Linked DNA regions of Homo sapiens: region 1 is linked to region 2. Evidence: read pairs that join two places in POLR2A ChIA-PET (ENCODE). Cell type or tissue: HepG2. All regions are shown on one strand. Links, peaks and the distances in the headings refer to the core of each region. The heading gives the core; the rest is flanking DNA.

Region 1 (10,234 bases), core at 1,587-9,586, 54 kb before region 2:
CTTCCTCTGAAACCTAACACCCTGATCTTACCCTTTTTTGTATACATCACTCTTGGTGGAAATTTTCAACAACCACAAAGGTGGGGGAAAGGGCGTGGCGTACACTGACTCCTTAGTCATGTTTCCTGATGTTGCCATTTTAGTGTATTTTAAGTATTTACTTATGGCAACAATTATAGTTCACAAAGCACTGTTCTCTTTTTCCATCCGGCAGACCCCCTTGGTGTGCTCTACTACAAAAGGCAGTTTTCTGAATCACTGCTATTAATCAGTAAAGAATTGATGTCCCTATTTGGTGAATAGCAAACTGCTCCTATTGCTCTCTGAACTGAACTGAACAATCTTTTTTTTTTTTTTTTTTTTTTACTTTAAGTTCTGGGACAAATGTGCAGAACGTGCAGGTTTGTTACATAAGTATACATGTATCACGGTGGTTTGTTGTACCCTTCAACCCGTCATCTAGGTTTTAAGCCCCAAATGCATTAGGTATTTGTCCAAATGGAACTCAGCAGTCAGCAAAATATATTAAATTTGTCAGTTCTAGAATAACTCTTGTTGCCTACCTCCACATTCACATTGGTGATGTCTACTCCCTGTCCTCACTCCTGAGCACCTGTCACCTCAGACCACACCACTGAAGCTGACCACCCCATGACCCCCAACCAAGAAAGGGTAAGCCAACACAGAGAAGCCAGGGTGGGCGCTCAGAGAGACTCCTGGGTCTGGTCACTTCTGTGGGTCCACTAAGCCTGTTCCTGGTACCCCAATATCACTAAGTGGCCCAACTTAGAAATACTAGAATCAACTCCTCTGCCTTCCCCCTTATTCCACAGGTCAGCAGGGACCAAATCCTATCAATTCTATTTCCTGGTTATGCTACTTGAATCCTTCCCTTTCTGCCTCTCCAGCAAGTCTGGCTCTGCCGTCACTCACCCCTCGTGCCCTCTCACCCAGATGTCTGCCTGCTCTCATGGTTCTCCAATCACCTCTCCAGAATGCCACAAAAGCTGGCTCTAGAAAATACAGATCTGATCCTTGTACTCTCCAAACTGAAAACCATGGTGACTGCAGTATACTCTCCAAACTATCACTAAAGAGGAAGGGGGATGTGAAACATATACAGTACATTACTCTCTGCGATCTTCCTCTGTGCTATCAACAAGCAAGAAAAAAGAGATCTGGAGAAAACAGATGTGGAGGATACATGCAGAGGACCAAGAACCAAGATTTTATTCAGATTTCCTTCCGTTTTTACTTGGCTCATCTATATTTTGGGTCAGTTTTTTAGAACTCAATTTGACTTTTAATCATTAAAAATGATCCTAGAAGCATGTCCTGTGAGGCACTGCCAAGTCGCATTGATGCATTTCATTACTGCTTGAAAGGCCACATATTCAAAACACTACTAGAAGTCAGGCTAAAGAAAATAAAATGATTTTGGATATTTTTAAGCAGTTACTAAAACAGAAACAAATGTTATTTTTAATCTCTGGCTCACTGTAAACTGACAAGATATGAATATGAATTTTACCAAGTAATGTATAATAACTGCTTCTGCTCACCACAACCACATGCCAACAACTCAATTTTATATTTCATTTCGATGTTACATGTGGAACATATAATCTAGATTACAAACCATCCTCATTACAGTCCATTTACTCTAGCTAATTTTTGATAGCATGACATCATTAGCATAAAAAAGCTTAGTGAATAACTATTCTGAAATTTGCTTTTATAAAAGTCCTTGCAAAGTTTTACATTTCTAAACAAGTGAAAACCAATAGCTGAAAAATTGTAAGATGATGCCATAATTGTCCAAATGTTGCTCAGTTCACCAACAGGCTTACTGAGTAGGTTCTTTAGAAAGAAATTCTGCCAGGTAGTTTGTAATAAGAAGTATCTGCTATGGATCATGCCTTTACAAAGTTTACATTCCAGCAGGGAGGAAAGCATGTACACAATTGGCACTTTTCTTTTCTTTCTTTTTTTTTTTTTTTGCAGTAACGTAACAGAATAAGAGAAGTACAAAAGAGCTACAAAGTCTCAAAAGAGGAACCATTTTATGCAGGAGAGGGTATCAGGAAAGATTCTGGTAAGAAAGTGGGCCTCAGGAGCTAGGCAGATGGGAATTTTGAACTCTAAGTGTCTATTTCTGAAGTGAAACTAATCAATGTGTTTCTACAGTTAACATTTATTGAGCAACTACTATGTGTCACAAAGTTCATAAATGTTATCTCTAAGCTTCCAAACAAACATGGAATGACAGCCTGGTTACAAATGATTAAAAAGGGACTCACAGAGTCTATTAACATTCCCAAGAGTCATTAGTTCTTACTGAACATTAGTAAGCCAAAGGCATATTTATATCAACACAAGAGTTAATCACACAGAAAAGATGACAGTCTTAATTCGAACAATCAAGGGTCAAAATCATTATATATTTTGAATACGAATATGGTTGAATATGACAAGGATTTGAATACGTCAAAACACAAATCACATTCCCTGACATGTAACTGAAATGACAAGAATATCAAGAACTTAAGTACATGTTTATTCTAACCTCTAACATCAGTATTATGCAATGATTTCATTTTAAACTAAATGATTAAAATGTACCTTTGTTTTAAAATAGGTATTTGAGTTTCTACAGCAGTGTTTCTCCAAGTGTGAGCCAAGGACCTTTTATGTTAAATGAATCACAGGAGGGTGCTCGTTAAAAGTACAACTCCTGGGCCCCACCCCTGACCTATTTAACATACTTTAAGGCCCAGGAATCTGAATTTTCAACAGGACTAAGTTGTATATTCAAGTCCTAGGGCCTCTGGTCTAGAGTTTCCTCCCCACACCTTTCCCCCCAACACGTTTCCCTCTTGTTTACTCCCTTACTGAAATGTGTCTTTGCCAATTTAAACAATTACTTTTCAACATCCTCCAAATGTTTTCTGTGTCATACTGCATTAAAAGAAAAATTACTTCTAAACACTAAAATTATACCACAGGAAAAAAAAAGGCTTTTTTAAAAACCCATTTTTATAACACTTCTTTTGCTACATCTAGCTCAAGTCAGCAAAATGTGGCTCTAGTAAATGCCTTGGAGTCTGTGGTAGGCACAACAAGGGACCTTCAAACATACCCACGTCCTAATCCCCAGAATCAGTCTGTGAATTCGTGGTAAAAGCGATTTCACAGATGTGATGACATTAAGGATCTGGAGATGGGGAGATGATACAGGTGGGTCCAATGTAATCGCAAGGAAGTTTAAAAGTCTGAGAAGGAGGAAGAAGTGTCAGAGGAAGATTCAACTATGGAAACACAGCACAGAGAGATGCAACATTGATGGCTTTGAAGATAGGGGAAGGGGCCAGGAGCCAAGAAATACAATGGCATCTAGACAATGGAAAAAGGTGGGCCAGGCACGATGGTTCATGCCTGTGATCCCAGCACTCTGGGAGGCCGAGGCGGGTGGATCGCCTGAGGTCGAGAGTTCGAGACCAGCCTGGCCAACATGGAGAAACCCCACTCTAGTAAAAATATAAAATTTAGTTGGGTATGGTGCTGGGCTACTCCCAGCTACTTGGGAGGCTGAGGCAGGAGAATTGCTTGAACCTTGGAGACGGAGGTGGCACTGAGCCAATATGTGCCACTGCACTCCAGCCTGGGCGACAGAATGAGACTCCGTTCCCCCCCGCCAAAAAAAAAAAAAAAAGAAAAGAAAAGAAAGAAAACGGAAAAGGCAAGGATATGAATTATTCTCTAGAGTCCCTACAGAGAATGAGCCTGGCTGACACTTTGATTTCAGCCTGGTGAGACCTGTATTGGATTTCTGACCTGCAGAACTGTCAGATAAAAACAGTTGCTTTAAGCCACAAAGTTCCTGATAAGTTGTTACAGCAGCAATGAAAAACTAACACAGGTGCTTTGAAGAAACTCAGGTCACCTCTAACACAAAGGCCATGGCCCAGCCAGCCACCCACATACTTTCCGGCTTTACCAAACACATAAAGACAGAATCCCAAATATTAATTTGGCACAAATGGGATATGGCCCGGGTAGTTTATTTTCATGCAATGCTGCTACCTCTTTTCTCCGTTTCCTTCCTTATCCTGCTCTTCCCACTCACGCCTGCAGCTTACCTCCTCACCTTTGTCAAGGCAGGCTGATTTATCAGCTTGGAAACTATGAGAAGGAAAGGGTCTAAGGCAGGGTTTCTCAACTCCAGCACTATTAACATTTTGGGCCAGATGATCCTTGGTTGAGGCAGAGGACTGTTTGGTGCATTGTAGGATATGATATTGATTGATTGATTGATTTTTAAAAATCATTCATTCATTCATTCATTCAAGAGACCCCTGACTCTGCTGCCCAGGCTGGAGTGTAGTGACGCCATCACAGCTCACTGCAGCCTCAAACTCCTGAGCTCAGGCGATCCTCCTGCCTCGACCTCCTAAAGTGCTGGGATTACAGGTGTGAGCCAATGCCCCCAGCCCCATTGCAGGATGTTCAGCAGCATTTCTGGCCTCTACTCACTAGATGCCAGTATTGCTACCTTGTTTTCCCATTTGGGACGATCAAAAAGTGTCTCCAAACATTGCCAAATGTCCTGAGAGGGCAAAATGGTCCCCAGTTGAGATCCACTGGTTGACAGCATGTGGCAGTTAATGTGGTGGTCTGTGTTCTCTCCATCAGTTCCCTCCCATACATGGAAATGCTCTAACGTGTTTTATATATATATATATTCTTACATTGCTGCTGGTCTCATTCAAATGAGTCTCCCAAGGATTCAGTCTGTTTGACATTTTAAAACAGCTCAAACTCAGAATTCAACCACAGGACTTTTTTTTAAAATGGCCCCACTATACTTATTCCCAGCCACAGGCAAGGGAAACATGGCTTTTCCACAATGACCCGCAGCCCAACCTAGCCAACAAGCTCACAATTCATCCATACTGCTGCTACAGAGGCGACAGAGGTCAGCACTTGCTATTTGACTGTTACAGAGAACTTTCTTTTTTTTTTTTTTTTTTTTTTTTGAGACGGAGTCTCGCTCTGTTGCCAGGCTGGAGTGCAGTGGTGTGATCTCGGCTCACTGCAACACTGCAAGCTCCGCCTCATGGGTTCAAGCGATTCTCCTGCCTCAGCCTCCCAAGTAGCTGGGATTACAGGCGCCCACCACCACGCCCAGCTAATTTTTTTTTTTTTTGTATTTTTAGTAGAGACGGGGTTTCACTGTATTAGCTAGGCTGGTCTCAAACTCCTCACCTCATGATCTGCCCACCTTGGCCTCCGAAAATGCTGGGATTATAGGCTTGAGCCACCACGCCCTGCCTACAGAGAACTTCCTAAAGTTCACTGCAACTTTATTACCTAGATTTCATTAATAAAAATCCTTTCAATCAGAAGGTTTAGCACAGTGTAGACCAAAGAGATCATTCACTGAAAGGCTGGCTCTGATGGCAAAACAGATGGTTTGGAATGAGATCCTGGGAAATGGCCACTGTACTGGAGTAAGAAATCAATGCTCCTAGAGAAACAGATCATTTCCTCAGCAAGTTTTTGCCAAGAACATGACTTAAACAAACATGTGAAAAGATCCTGTTTTGTGTAGTTCTGAATTCTGCTCAGACTTTCAATTTCAAAATAACAAAGCAGTAAACTGGAAACATAGCCCCCATTCTTTCTGAAATCTTAAACAGACTGCAGCTTCCAAGGTTGGATGTGAAATTCAGAGGCACACAACTCTTTTGGTAGAAAGCTGCAGCCCAGCAGAGCTCTCTGAAGTCTAGGGGGAGGTGGGTGTCTGTGTTGTAGATTGGTGACTTTATAGAATGTGCTTCCAGGAATGTGAGCATACACACCCCTGGCAACTGAAAGTAACCAATGGCTTTTTAACAGATCCACTTTATTTCAACGTTTGGAGATTAACCCGCAATCAAATACTGCCGTATGAGTCCGTGCTAAGACTTCATCATTTCACATTTTCTGTCAAAAGCCTTTCTTCAATTGCACCATAGTCCCATAAAATCTGAAAATATCACATGACTGAGGATCTAAGAGCCAAGGTCCTGAATCACACAACATACTCATTAGGGAATCTTCTCCCTTTCCCCCTTTCAGATATTTTAAAATTAAAACGAAGGGTGGAGGGAATTTATATGTAATGATATTGGCCTGATGGCAGTCAACTTATGGCACACATGAAGGCGAAAGGAGCAGGGAAAGTTTTTTCAGGGAGAGGTGGAGATGGAGCCTACATATATTTAAAATTGGAGGCCAGGTGCGGTGGCTCACGCCTGTAATCCCAGCACTTTGGGAGGCTGAGGCTGGCGGATCATTTGAGGTCAGGAGTTCAAGACCAGTCTGACTGACATGGTGAAGCCCCATCTCTACTAAAAAAAATATATAAAAAAAATTAGCCAGGCATTGTGGTGCATACCTGTAGTCCCAGCGACTCGGGAGGCTGAGGCAGGAGAATCACTTGAACCTGGGAGGTGGAGGCTGCAGTGAGCCAAGATTGCACCACTGCACTCCAGCCTGGGTGACGGAGTGAGACTCTTTCTCAAAAAATAAATAAATAAATAAAAATAAAATAAAATTGTGATGCAAGACACTGCCAAAGGAGAAGCGGACAGGGTTATGGGGAAGGAACATACACATCATCATACATGTCTCCAATATAGAAAAATGCTGCATTCCCAAATGCTGCATTATGAATGAAAACATCAAGGCAGGTAACACCATGAAGCCTGTGTCTCTAATCTGGCTACCCAAATAAGGCTACTAATGCTCATCAACAGGGTAGTATTACATTGGTAAGTGTGAGTGAGTTTGCAATTCGATGAAAAAAATATATATACAACTGAAGATTTCTAAAAGATAATTCACTAACTTACATTCACCCTTTTACATGGCTAGTCAAGAAGAGCAAAAGAATGCTCTTACATGGACTGAGACTCAGGTTTTAAGACCCTGCCAGATTTAATAACCTCTAACTTTTTACCTTGAAAGTTACTGAAGTATATAACACAGTTGTATAAAATCAATGTACAAAGTAGTACATTATTTCAAAACCCACAATTAACAGCCTATGAAAACCAACTCTTTCTGGTATTAGCACTAGTTTCATACATCCTTTTAAATGTTAGGGACATTGAAACATCTTACTTCTTCATTACTGAGTGCCTACTTTGTGCTAGGCCCTGAGGATACACATGAGTAAAATATGGTCCTTGCACTCTCCATCTAGTTGTGGGGAAAATAAACAAACAATGGCAGAGTATGCCACGATTATGAAAGAGGAAAGCAGTCTGAGTGGTGGAATGGATTCTTCTTCCTATAAAAAGAATATAAAATTGGGTTTCCTATCCTGATTCCCAACTCACAAATTAAAGTTTCGGTTATGGACTGCTTGTTGTGATAAAATAATTTTAGTATGATTCCTTCTGGTTGGAAACATCTTCCTACCAGATTTAACTACAAAACTGACCTCTACTCTGGAATGTTCAACTGGCCAAGAAAAGTGTTACATCAACACCAATCACTTTTTTTTTTTCTATTCCATCACAAGATTGGGGATATCATTGTGTTCCTTTCCTCTTATGTCCACTGAACCCTCTGCTGTATTTTGTAGCCTTTCAGATCTAGGCGTTTGTCTCATTTTGCTGTTTCATTTTATTTTCACTTAACTAGTTAACACTTTTTTTAAAACAATGAATGAATCATGTCTGTAGTGGCCACTGCGAGCAAAGCACCATGGGAAATGTAAAAAGGAACAAGAGGTTGTCCTTGTCCTTAAAGATTTCCAACCTGAGTCAGGGAGACAAACATGTAAACAAACAATACGGTGTGAATCAAGGGGAATGTGGGTGAGCGCTGAGAGATGACGAGCAAAGAACTCTGCTGGCAGAGAGCTCCCAGCTGCAACACAGGCATTAATTACGTGTGCTCTGGGAGAGGGGAGTCTTCTATTTTTTGATTCCCCTCCCCAGAATCAGTGCTATTTGAAAATCCCACGTAGGTAAGAGGACAGGGAGGCATACAAAGCCTAGCCATGTTATTTTTACAAGTCAAATATGCTACTGCGTTTATCTAATACTTAGATAAAAATTATTTTTCAGGCCATTGCTTATTGAATTTTCTCTCTGTGTCCTCATCATTAGGTCAGGAGTGGTTTCCAGTAGGTGCTCCACAAAGAGCAAAAAGATGGGGATACAAAACTTGTATAGTAGAATTTTTTTTCCAAGTCCTATTTATCTCATCTGTTTTGCCTGTATCTTGCTTCATTCACACCAGAAAAAGCTGACACATTTGTGCCGTTGTCTGCTGAAGGTTAGTCTTCATGAAATTTAACATGAACATTTGTCCTTTCAAGCAGCTAATTCCTTTTTAAGCAGCTAAATGTTCACCTATGTCTTTCACGGGATGACTAATTGTGAATGTAAGCAAGACAACTGATGAAATTCAGATATAATTGTTTACAATTTTCTATTACTGCTCTTAATTCATTCTGTTTCTGTCAACTATCATACCCTATTTTCTATATTTACAGTGCACTTGAAATTGTTTATGCAACTTAAAAAAATTAAATGGTCATCTGAAAAGTGTTTGGTGCACTCGAATGAGATTTTTTTCTTGCAACTTTTATCAGGGGCTGTTTGCCTAAAAACTTGCTGCTCTAGCCAAAATGTTTTTAGCACAAAATTCTAGCAATAACCTCAGAGCTATCTTTTCTTTGCCACTTAATTTTACCAAGAGCAAAAAGAAGGGAAAAAAAAGTCTCTTCATTTTGCCATTGCATGGCAAAAATGCACATTAACTTAACTCTTCTATGGCAGAAATACAAATGAAATATGTCCAATGCCAATGTTTAAGTTACTTTTAGGATTTCCGTTGACTATCTTATTTTTTCATAATCTGACTTCTTGGATATCTATTTTAATTCTTTTGATTTTGAGAAAATGTACATGTTTGTACCAATTCTAAAGTCTCAGCCAACTATTCAATATTTTCAGCGATTTAGGTAAATCTTACTTCAAATTCTTACTAACAATGCCACATAGTATACCAATCATTATCATTTTTATTCTATCTTATATTAGAAGATGGCTTTTAAGCCAAAATGTTATTTTCTTACAGTTAGTTTGATATGCTATGCTCACAGAGAACCTGGCTGTCTTTTGGCTGGGATGTTCCCAGCTAAAAATGAGAAATCAGAGACAGAAAGCTGAGTAGGAACATAGGATGTGGAATTAAGATTGACCTTTATAGAATATTTTTATCATTCCTAAGAGATTGGAATATTCAGCATACTAATAATTTTCTGATTTAAATATAAGTAGACATCACCATATTAATTTCACCAAAAAAAATGTTTAAGTTAATTTATCAAAAGGAAGGCAGGGAAAGAGAAAAAGAAAGGAGTGAAGGGGCTGGGTGCGGTGGCTCACGCCTGTAATCCCAGCACTTTGGGAGGCCGAGGCGGGTGGATCACCTGAGGTCAGGAGTTCGAGACCAGCCTGACCAACATGGTGAAACCCCATCTCTACAAAAACATACAAAATTAGCTGGCTGTGGTGGAGCATGCCTATAATCCCAGCTACTTGGGAGGCTGAGGCAGTAGAATCGCTTGAACTCGAGAGACAGAGGTTGCGGTAAGCCGAGATCACGCCACTGCACCCCAGCCTGGGCAACAAGAGTGAAACTCCATCTCAAAAAAAAAAAAAGAAAGGAGTGATGGAAGAAAAGATGGATGGATGGATGAATAGATGGATGGATAGGTGGGAGGGTGGATGGATGGACAAATAGATAGATGGATGAATGGATGGGTGGATGGATGAATAGATGGATGGAAGGATAGATGAATGGATGGGTGGGTGGGTGGACGGATGGGTGGAAGGATGAATAGATGGATGGATGGGTGGGTGGATGGATGGATGGATGAGTTAGTGGGTGGATGGATGGATGGATGGATGGATGGATGGATGGATGGATATATGGGTGGGTGGATAGGTGGATGGGAGGATAGATAGATGGATAGGTGGGTGGGTGGATGGATGGATGGATGGATGGATGGATGGATGGATGGAAGAATACAAGGGAGGAAGGAAAAAAGGGAGAAAGGGGGGACAGAAGTAGGGAGGCAAAGAGAAGGGAAATATAGTGGAGTGAGTTTTTATGTGGGCGGTTAAGTTCAAAAGTTAAGCAAAAGTCATATATAGTCAAAATTAACTTT
Region 2 (10,234 bases), core at 787-8,786:
AGTCAGAAAAGAGACTCTGGAGCATTAAGATAATTACACAATTTCAACTTCTAAGTATATATATTTTTAAAATTAATAACATAGTGCACTTCCTTACTTAGAAGGAAATTTAAATTACAAAGAATCTGACATTTTGAAATTTCTGAACCCAAAAGCCATTAAAAAAATAGCCCATGAGCCAAGCAGCTTCACTAAATGTTTATCACAGTGTAACATTTCCACAGTATGAAAAGTTTCTGGCTATCATGCAATTTTAAATTCATGTCCATTTTCACTCGACTGTGTTTTTTTAACATAAGACTAAAGCATGTTGATTCTTACACAAATCATAAAAGAGACTATGAGGAAAGTTCAAAGTAACCTCAAGCATGATGACTTCACGTTCAAAAGATCTTTCTCATGTTAATAACATTTAAATCTCTGCCTGTGTGTGACTCACATGCCTCAGACTGGAAGTTCAGCCCAATCAGCTCTCCCAACTGATTGGTGAGGGAAGTACATACTTCATTGTCTTAAACCCCGAGTGACTGGCATTCCCTTTAACTGGGCAGTGTGTCTAAATATGGAAAAACTTCATGAGAAACTGAAACAGGCAAAGAGGAAAAATATTACTGGCACCAGTCCTTCAGTATGAATCGAGAGAAAATTCATGAAGTCTCCAAAAGAATTTTTTAGGTGTCTTTTTGATGAGCAGGAATTCCAGTGCCTAGGGCTTTCAGTTCTTTGTGCATCAAAGTTTTCTTCTAAGCATGTATGGTCATGGAAGAGCTGGAGTATCTTTCATGACAATGGCCTCTAATCAAACCCAGTGTTCACCCCTGAGAGACGACCTGTGCACTTCACTCCATCCATCACAGGCAACTAAATATACAACCAGGGCAAGCAACCCATGAACAGGGTGAAAAACAGCCACTGGAGCTGGCTATTTACAACCTTGCTCTGCTCTAAAACTTTCTACGGGACAACCATTCAGACCCGAGTTCTATGTACAATAGGTTTCAGCCTTAGCAAATTAGATAGATGCACTGACTTACTTGCTAAAGAACCTGAGGAATGACGCCTTAATTTTTATTATAGGATATATTAATAGTGTTTGGTAAAGCTGATATAGAGTCAGGTTTGATTGCTGATATAGAATCAGGTTTGATTACTGTCATGACTCAGAGGCTTTATAATTTGACATATTTTATCTGGATAACTTTAGATTTTTCCTGTTATTTTGGTACTGGGTTGCAGCACACAGGTGGCACCTAGTCTTAGGGCTGTGAGGATCCCGCCATGGCCTGAGCTCAGTCACTATTACCAGCTTCACCAGAGAAAGACAGGAAGTGGAGAAGTCCAGGCTAACATGAGTTTCCCAGAGAAACACAACTTATTTTAATGTCAAACCTGTTAAACTAAATTATGATCCATTTGAGAGAAGGCAGGTCAGATGACTAAAACTAACCGTTTATTAAGTTTTGAAGAATGGAAGTGGCTATATGGTTTTATAACATGATCCCTTGGAAAATTAAAATGAAAGTATGTTAACTTCCTATGGCTTTAAATGGTGTGTCTTGCTTGTAATGTTGGACACTGGACTCCTCTAGAGCCTTCTTAAGTACGAGAGCTGAGTTTTCTGTGTTTATTTAGGTTTCGAGAACTGCTATTTATTACTCCGATACTGCGTGTTTTCATTCCAGAGGAGTGTGATTGTTAATTTGTTATTGCGAGTTCCTTAAGGAGTCAAAACATCCAGAGAAAAGCATGAACTACACACAGCAATAAAGGCTAGAAAATGTCTCAACAACATGGAAATGACTCACTGCTAAAGACATGGGGGATTAAGAAACACTCTCCCATTCAATTCAGGGTAAATTTGTTCAGATGAAACAAACAAGAAAAAGAGCTAAATCCAGTTTTTGAATCAGAAACCGAATTTAGAAAAACATCTTGGTTGAAATGCCCTGTGAAAATAGTTTTAAAGTATTTCTCTTCCTTCCTCTCATCAGTAAGGTCAATAATCACTTGCACTCATTGTGCATATTTGGCCCAGTAGCTACTCCCACATTCTCACATTCAACAATATTTATGCCCAGATAAGGGAGAGAATCATCCTTTCACAAGCTGACTATGTTTATTCCAACATTTTCCTGCACCATTTTAAAGGAAGAGAAAAAAAGCATCAAAAGAAAGCTTAAGCGCTCCTAAGGGAAAAGACTCAATACATACAGACCTTTTTAATCAATTCAGATCCAAGTACACAAGGAACAAGTGCATATGGGCAGGAACGACTGGTAAATATTTGCTAAATAAAGGCAGCTGATATTTCTCTGCCCGCTTTGCCCCTAGCCCTCTGACTCCTCCTCCCCACAATACCCACATAATTTTCCTTTTGGCCATAATATAGAACTCAATCACCATATTAAGATGAAGCCCTAGAAAGTAGCTTCTTATACCCTGTGAACTGTAAGAGGGAGGGGTTCCAGCCGGGCACAGTGGCTCATGCCTGTAATCCCAGCACTTTGGGAGGCCAAGGCAGGCGGATCACCTGAGGTCAGGAGTTCAAGACCAGCCTGGCCAACATGGCAAAACCCCATCTCTACTAAAATACAAAAATTAGCTGGGCGTGGTGGCGTGTGCCTGTAATCCCAGCTACACAGGTGGCTGAGGCAAGAGAATCGCTGGAACCCGGGGGAGCAGAGGCTGCAGTGAGTCAAGATTGCATCACTGCACTCCAGTCTGGGTGGCAGAGCAAGACTCTGTCTCAAAAAAAAAAAAAAAAAGGGAAGGGTTCCCAGTTCTGCCCACTAACATTAAGAGATTTTCATATGTATAATATCTTAGTGTCACTGCTAAACTAAAACACTAAGGTAGAACTTCTCTTCGTAGATGATACCAATTATCATTTTAAAATGCAAATTACTAAGACCTCTTGCACCCAATTATGTATGACATAGAATAATTTCTTGGCCGGGCCCGGTAGCTCACACCTATAGTCCCAGCACTTTGGGAGGCCGAGGCGGGTGGATCACTTGAGGTCAGGAGTTCAAGACTAGCCTGGCCAACACGGTGAAACTCCATCTCTACTAAAAAGACAAAAAACAGCTGGGTGCCTGTAATCCCAGCTACTCTACTCAGGAGGCTGAGGCAGAAGAATCGCTTGAAGCCGGGAGGTGGAGGTTGCAGTGAGCCAAGATCATGCCATTGCACTCCAGCCTGGGCGACAAGAGCGAAACTTCATCTCAAAAAAAAACAAAGAATAATTTCTTAACAGGGTCCTACTTCAGATGGATTGCTCAAGAGTTCAGGCCATATGGAGTACAATTAGACACTGAACATACTACTTTCTGGATCTGGGCCAGTATGACAAATATTACAAAAGCTATTTTTTCCAGAAAGTCATCACAGTTTGAAACAGACAGTGACTTATTACCCTAAAGCCTTTTCAATTATGAAGTGCCTGCTCTGGTGTTACTACATATACAAAGGTGGTTACAAACATAAATAAGTAACCAAGTCTGTTTTCTCTTTCTCTCCTCTAGTAAATTATGTTAATTAAGCAAATTAAGATGATTAAAGTTCAAAATCTTTCATAATTGTTTACAATTTTCAAGTATCAGTAAAACCACAAAGCAAATAGATGTATTAAATATAATAAAAAAGCAATTAATTTTGGATCCATATATACTAGTAGGTAAGAGAAAAAATGGAAATAAATAATTCCAAAGTGAGGTTTGATGCTGAAAATTTGAACCACCGTCTCTGTCAATTATTGTAACACACAAAAAAGTTACTACATACTCAGTAACTGGGCTCAGAGAAGACATCTAATATGAATAAGAAAACAAGTCCAAATTACAATGTTTCAAGAAGAAATATAGTTTTAACTCTCTTAAGTACTTATAAAAAAATTTCAAAATGATCATCAAATTACTTAATGAATAGACTAAGAGAGCTTATATAATAATGTAATACAAATTATGTATATATAATCATATAATGCATGCAAACAGGAACTTCCAAAGTGCTTAAAAACAAATTTCCTTTATTACTGACTCTTAGCTGTTATTAGTCTGTGACATTATTTATATTATTTGTTAGCATAAAAAATCTTTTCTTCTTAGACATATTACTAATATAAATATTAATTCAATGTGTCCACAAATTCGGACTATAAAATGATCAAAATTAACAAAATTTCTGTCTACTGAAAGTGAAAATTCGTCAGAGACCGTTTCCTCCATTTACCAAGCCGAGATGCCAGTGGGCACAAAAATAATTTAAGCCACAACTGACCAACTTGAGACTGCACATTTGTTCATTCATTCGGGCCATACTTATTCACCATCTACTACTCTAAAATGGGGAAGCTGCAAGGGCAGCTGTAGAGGTCACTTGGTCTAGACCCTCATTTTGCATGAGGAGGCTGTGAGGATTACAGAGATTAAACGCCTGGAGCATGCTGAGTTTATCACAGAGAAAGGGCTGGAGAAGAGAGCAGGTCCCTTCCCTCCCTGCTCCTTGCTCTTTCTGCCACACTACCCTGGAGCTGAAAGGAGGCAAAGGCCTCCAGTCACATGGAGTCTGACTGGGACGCAAGACATCTAAGCCACAAAATGAAGCAATAAATGACATGATCAAATAAGCTGTGCGCACAGGGCAGTGGGGAGGGAAGTTGGTTTGGGCTGAAGCAGCTGGGGAAAACTTTCCGTCCCGGAGAAGTGGAGATTCATGCTGGGCATGGACAGTGGGGCAGAATGAGGACAGGTAAAGGCAGAGGGGCTGGGAACCCTCACAGCAAAGCAGGGTGGTCAGAAACAAACAGGATATGTATGGGCAACATCTGGGATGTAGGACAGAAACCAGGTTCTGCCCACCCTTTCTACAACTCAAGGTCTCCCTCTCACCAACTCCACTACACGCCATCACCCATATGCCTGGTATTTTGCCCTAAATGCTACACAAATAAGTTAGAAAACTCCAAAGGAGAATGGTAATATCATCATAGCAGGTGAAGTGTGAATACTAGGGGTATTACGTATATTGATTTTCTTAGTCCTTACATTGACTATAATCCCCACTCTTCAGATGAAGAAACTGAGGCACAGATAGGTTCAGGGACTTGGCCAAGGTGGTAAATGTCAAGGCTGGTATTCGAACTAGAGAGATATCAAAATTCTGGTATACCCAACCACAGATGAGGGACGCAGGCACAACCTTCACCAAGTGTGGATCCCAGCTGCAGGACAGCTTGGCATTCCCTTCCCCGTCACCCAGCTTCTATTCCTTCCCATTCTCCTTCTATTTATTCCTAGTTACTAAGAATTTTTAAGGTGCTATCACACCTCCAGGGCTACTTCCAAAAGCCTAGTCGAGCTGACTCAAAGGGAAGGTTCTTTAGGGACCTCAGCAATCCAAACACAGCAGACATCTGAGAAATCCTGAAACAAGTCTTCCTACAGAATGATGACTGCCTGCCTCTCTGGCAACTGAGAATGGGTTTTAAAAACATCCTCCTTTACTGTACAAAGTATCTGGTCACAAAGTTTGTTATTGGCAGAACCAGGATTAAAAATTATGACCTCTGCCTTTTTTCTCTCTCACCCTTATTCTCCCAAGGTGTATATTTATATGTTTTGCAAAGTAGCCAAAGGCAGACTTCAAAAGGAGCTTTCCTGTGGGGTGAGCGGTAAATGAATAACGGCTGGACTGAGAGAGCAAAGAGAAAATGAGTCATGGATATTGTGTTAAATATATAAGCGTTCGCTGGCTTTCTTTGAAATGTTTTCTCATCTAAACTTGGGAGCTGCTGGCTTTGTATTTACTCACCCTGAAACTGCATCTGGGACTCCGGAGTCAAGCTCTGAATAACATTCAAAGCCTGTATTCTTTCGTTCGAATTTTAGGCATTGCAACTTGTCATACCTATGTCTTTTACAGCAATGCAACTTAAATGAGGCAATAACTGAAATGGCTTAACCAGGGAGATGTGGTTTAGCACCATGTTGCAATCCAGCCATCCAACCCTCATGGAGGTCTCTGAGTTGGGGGAACCTACCAACAACTGGTTTACTGAGATCTCACAGCCCACACTATGATGCTTTGGGTGCCACTAACTAAAAGGTCCCTCTTTTTAATTATCTATTGCAACGGTTATATTTTTGTTCTATGGATTCTGGCCCTCCCACCTGATTCCTGACACAGAGAAAATGGCCCTCTGAACATCAGTCACGTAGGGTACTTAAGGACTAAGTGCTTAGCAGTCTGTTTGGCACACAGTAGGTGCTCAATAAATGTTGATTACCTTTCTTCCTTTTTCCCCAAATGAATGAAAAACCTCTCATCTCAGAGATGGCAACAGATTAAAAAAAGAAACTTCAAAAATTGGCCAAGCGCGATGGCGCACGCCTGTAATCCCAGCAATTTGGGAGGCTGAGGCAGGCAGATCACTTGAGGTCAGGAGTTCAAGACCAGCCTGACCAACACGGTGAAACCCAATCTCTACTAAAAATACAAAAATTAGTCGGGCATGGTGGTGCACGCCTGTACAGCTACTCAGGAGGCTGGGGCAGGAGAATCACCTGAACCCGGGAGATGGACATTACAGTGACGTGAGATTGTGCCATTGCACCCCAGCCTGGGCAACAGAGTGAGTGAGGCTCCGTCCCAAAATAAATAAATTAATAAATGGAAATGAACAATAACTTGGAATTTCCTTTATAAAATTAGATGTCTGCATATTAAATGAAGTTTGTTACTGCTTGATTACAATTTAAATTCAAGATTATCACTAAAAATCCCTTTATAGGTAGAAGTTAGGGAAAAAGATGTGTGAACGCAAAGCTTTCTGGAGTTAAAGGGTAAAACAGTATGTATATATATATATATATATAAATGTATTTATACATATATAATGTAATATAAAATATTTATGTACAATAATATATTTCTTAATTCTACAAAATACAGAAAGAATATTATAAGAAAATGTCCCACCTTCCTTAGGAACCATGTGTACCAAGACTTTTTAGGAATAGCACCCTGCCTGAAGATTGTATTCTTGCCCACTGTTCTTTCCTAACAAAATTTCCCTTCAAGTTCTCCTTTCGTTGTGAACTTCAGTTATTGCCTTTCCACTGGCTAAACACAACCACACATATCTTTCAAAAGCTAATTGAAGCATAAAGAAGTTAAACATGATTTATTCCAGGTCAAATTTCAAGTCAGTGGAAAAGCCATAAATACAGACCTTCCTCTTGCTGAGTGTTCTGGGTGCCGGGCCATGCTGCAGGGTGAAATTTTGACTTTTGATTGGTGTTTTCAAAATTCCTTTGTGTATTTAAAAGTAGCTCATATTGACAAGATAGAAGGAAGAAGCTTGGACAAATGTCATTAACGTTGCACAATTTCACATTCCTGGACCTATCACAGGTGCCACTGGTTATTAACATATGCATGTAAAACTCCCTGAAAGACACTGTATAACTGGCTCAAATGCCTACAAATGGAAGGAGGTTTAGTAGCCTAAAATATACTCTATTTTTCCCTTTAAGTGCAACTGAATCACAATCCACGAGAAGCAGTTTGTGCAAAAAAAAAATGCTCTGCATGTAAGAGCTACACTAAACTGCACTAGACCCCGTTCTAAGATAAGACCCGTATTAACAGAGCCAGGGAAGAATGAAAAGAAGATTCTGGGAGTGCAAGATGCATTCAGGGGAAAAAAACATCACAAGCACTGAGCTGCAATGAGAAATGAGGGCATCAGAGTCGTCATAAAAAAAAATCACAAGCATGTGCAGATTAGACAGATAACGAGAGAGGCTTTTTTTTTCTTTTCTTTTTTTTTTTTTTTTTTTTTTTTTTTTTAATAAAAACGGAGGTCATTCCTCTTGCTTTCAGGAGCTTGAAAAATAAACCAGAGCGACCAAGGGCTGCAAGGCTTTGACCTTCTGGTGAAGACAGCCTTTAGCAGGAGGAACCTAATCCCAGGAAGTTGTCTGTACTTTGCTTTCTGCTACCACACTAGAAGATTACTTGATCAAACAAATGGGCATTTTTCCCCATGATATCTCTGTATCATGAAAAAGTACATTTGTCATTTAATTTTTATCTAATTGTATTGCCGTTTCCTTCTCCGCCTCTTTCTCCCACCTACCCCCACCCCTCCTACACTGGCATTCTCTGTGGTCAAAGAATCTGTTTCAGTATTAGTGTTCAATATAGCAAATGTCAAGTAAACACTCTACACATTTCCTGTGCTATTTAAAGCACCCTAAGCAATTATTTGCTCTAAAGTATTAAACTGTAAATTTTCTTAGCTGGTGCCAATTCCTATAGTAATAGCTGTCACAGAAAAGTACTTTAGAGTACTCAAACACGGCTTTTAAACCGGCAACACTCATGCTACATTTGCCAAGACTTTTCTAGTTGTCATATTTTTATAGCATGTTTTTGAGACAATGGACTAACTGCAACAAAGTGTCATATGTAGCTCTTTTTTCATATTTGAAGCTTTATAGGCACACTGTAGTCTTTCAACATAATTTTTCTCCAAGCAAAAAGATGAGATAGAACATAAAAATAGGCAGACGCACATGGTCACACTTCAATCTCATCGTTATACTGCTTGGTGTTACAGGCCAGAATCATGACCATTGGAAAATATCACTCCGGCCGGGTGTGGTGGCTCACGCCTGTAATCCCAGCACTTTAGGAGGCCGAGGCAGGTGGATCACTTGAGGTCAGGAGTTTGAGACCAGCCTGGCCAACATGGTGAAACCCCGTCTCTACTGAAAATACAAAAATTAACCAGGCGTGCTAATGGGTGCCTGTAATTCCAGCTACTTTGGAGGCTGAGGCAGGAGAATTGCTTGAACTCAGGAGGCAGAGGTTGCAATAAGCCGAGATGGCACCACTCCACTCAAGTCTGGGTAACAGAGTGAGACTCCATCTCACACACACACAAAAAAAAATCACTCCATTTGATAAAGCTCCAAATCATAATAGCTGATAAAAGAGTCCCCCAACACTAGTTCTATAAAGGGTGCACACTGTATTTACACATACAAATGCATGCAGCACTTGAAAAATATTAAGCAACCAAAACATACATATGTAAATATGTGCAAAGACTAATATACTTCTACATGTATGCCCTTATTAAGTACTTTTATGTTTGACTAGATGTGCTTCTTTTGAAATCTTTTTAGCTTCATTACATGTTTTTGTAATTTCATGGAAGTAAATTAAAAGTAACATAGTTCTAAATCCTAAACAGCTAAGACTGCATTAAATTGCCACCTCCATCTACAGAATTGTATGGCCCTTGAAAAACTTCCATGGATGAGTGCAATTTGCAACCAAAACCAAAAGCCTCTTTACCTATTTTTTAAATGTAGTGAATTATTCAAACATATTTTCCAACCGATGAAAGAATTCTCTTATTCCTGCCATGCCGGGACCCATTCTGAGTTTTACACCCACCATACCAGGTATTACTACTTGCTGAAAGCCTGCATTAAAGCATTAAGGGACAACAACAAGGTTACATTATCTTAACATATTCCACTTAATGGTTTTTGATTGTGTTATGAAGTGCCCTCACATTGGTTCCCAAAAATGTTTGCTATTTTAAGAGCCACACTATTAAGAACCACAAGTCAGCCAGGCACGGCAGCTCATGTCTGTAATCCCAACACTTTGGGAGGCCGAGGCGGGAGGATGGCTTGAGGCCAAGAGTTCGAGACAAGCTTTGGCAACATAGCAAGACCCTGTCTCTACAAAAAAATTTTAAAAATTAGTTGGGTGTGGTGGTGCACAGCGGCAGTCCCAGCTAATCGGGAGGCTGAGGTAGGAGGATCACTTGAGCCCAAGGGTTCAAGGCTGCAGTAAAGCTGTGATCATGCCACTGCACTCCAGTTCGGACAACAGACTGAGAACTGACCTCTTGGAAAAAAAAAAGAAACAGGCCAGGCATGGTGGTTCACACCTATAATCCCGGTACTTTGGGAGGCCGAGGTCGGGAGTTCAAGACCAGCTTGACCAACATGGAGAAACCCCATCTTGACTAAAAATACAAAATTAGCTGGGTGTGGTGGCATATGCCTGTAATCCCAGCTACTTGGGAGGCTGAGGCAGGAGAATCACTTGAATCCGGGAGGGAGAGGTTACAGTGAGCCAAGATCGTGCCATTGCACTCCAGCCTGGGCAACAAGAGCAAAACTCCATCTCAAATGAAAAAGAACCACTG

Evidence for each region. ChIA-PET counts read pairs that join two places held together with the same protein. Peaks named below come from ENCODE experiments on the same cell type or tissue, not always from the same donor. Only the 100,000 strongest peaks of a DNase experiment are listed, where the experiment ranks them.
Region 1: POLR2A ChIA-PET joins it to region 2 with 5 read pairs; 9 of 35 experiments call an interaction of 5 or more read pairs at or near these places.

Annotation. Positions count from the first base shown.
Region 1 is chr6:16,669,325-16,679,558 of GRCh38, forward strand. The region is part of intron 2 of ATXN1 (ataxin 1); the gene reads right to left. Among named protein-coding and RNA genes, the nearest start is that of ATXN1-AS1, 87 kb to the right of the region's middle. RefSeq lists a silencer at 1,372-1,451 and an enhancer at 2,986-3,487. In HepG2, for the core only: a CTCF peak has its summit at 4,523; DNase peaks (open chromatin) are centred at 5,837, 7,257 and 7,845.
Region 2 is chr6:16,723,633-16,733,866 of GRCh38, forward strand. The region is part of intron 2 of ATXN1 (ataxin 1); the gene reads right to left. Among named protein-coding and RNA genes, the nearest start is that of ATXN1-AS1, 32 kb to the right of the region's middle. RefSeq lists an enhancer at 111-723. In HepG2, for the core only: no CTCF peak of the experiment used is centred there; DNase peaks (open chromatin) are centred at 3,339, 4,589, 5,689 and 7,379; H3K4me3 peaks cover 959 bases.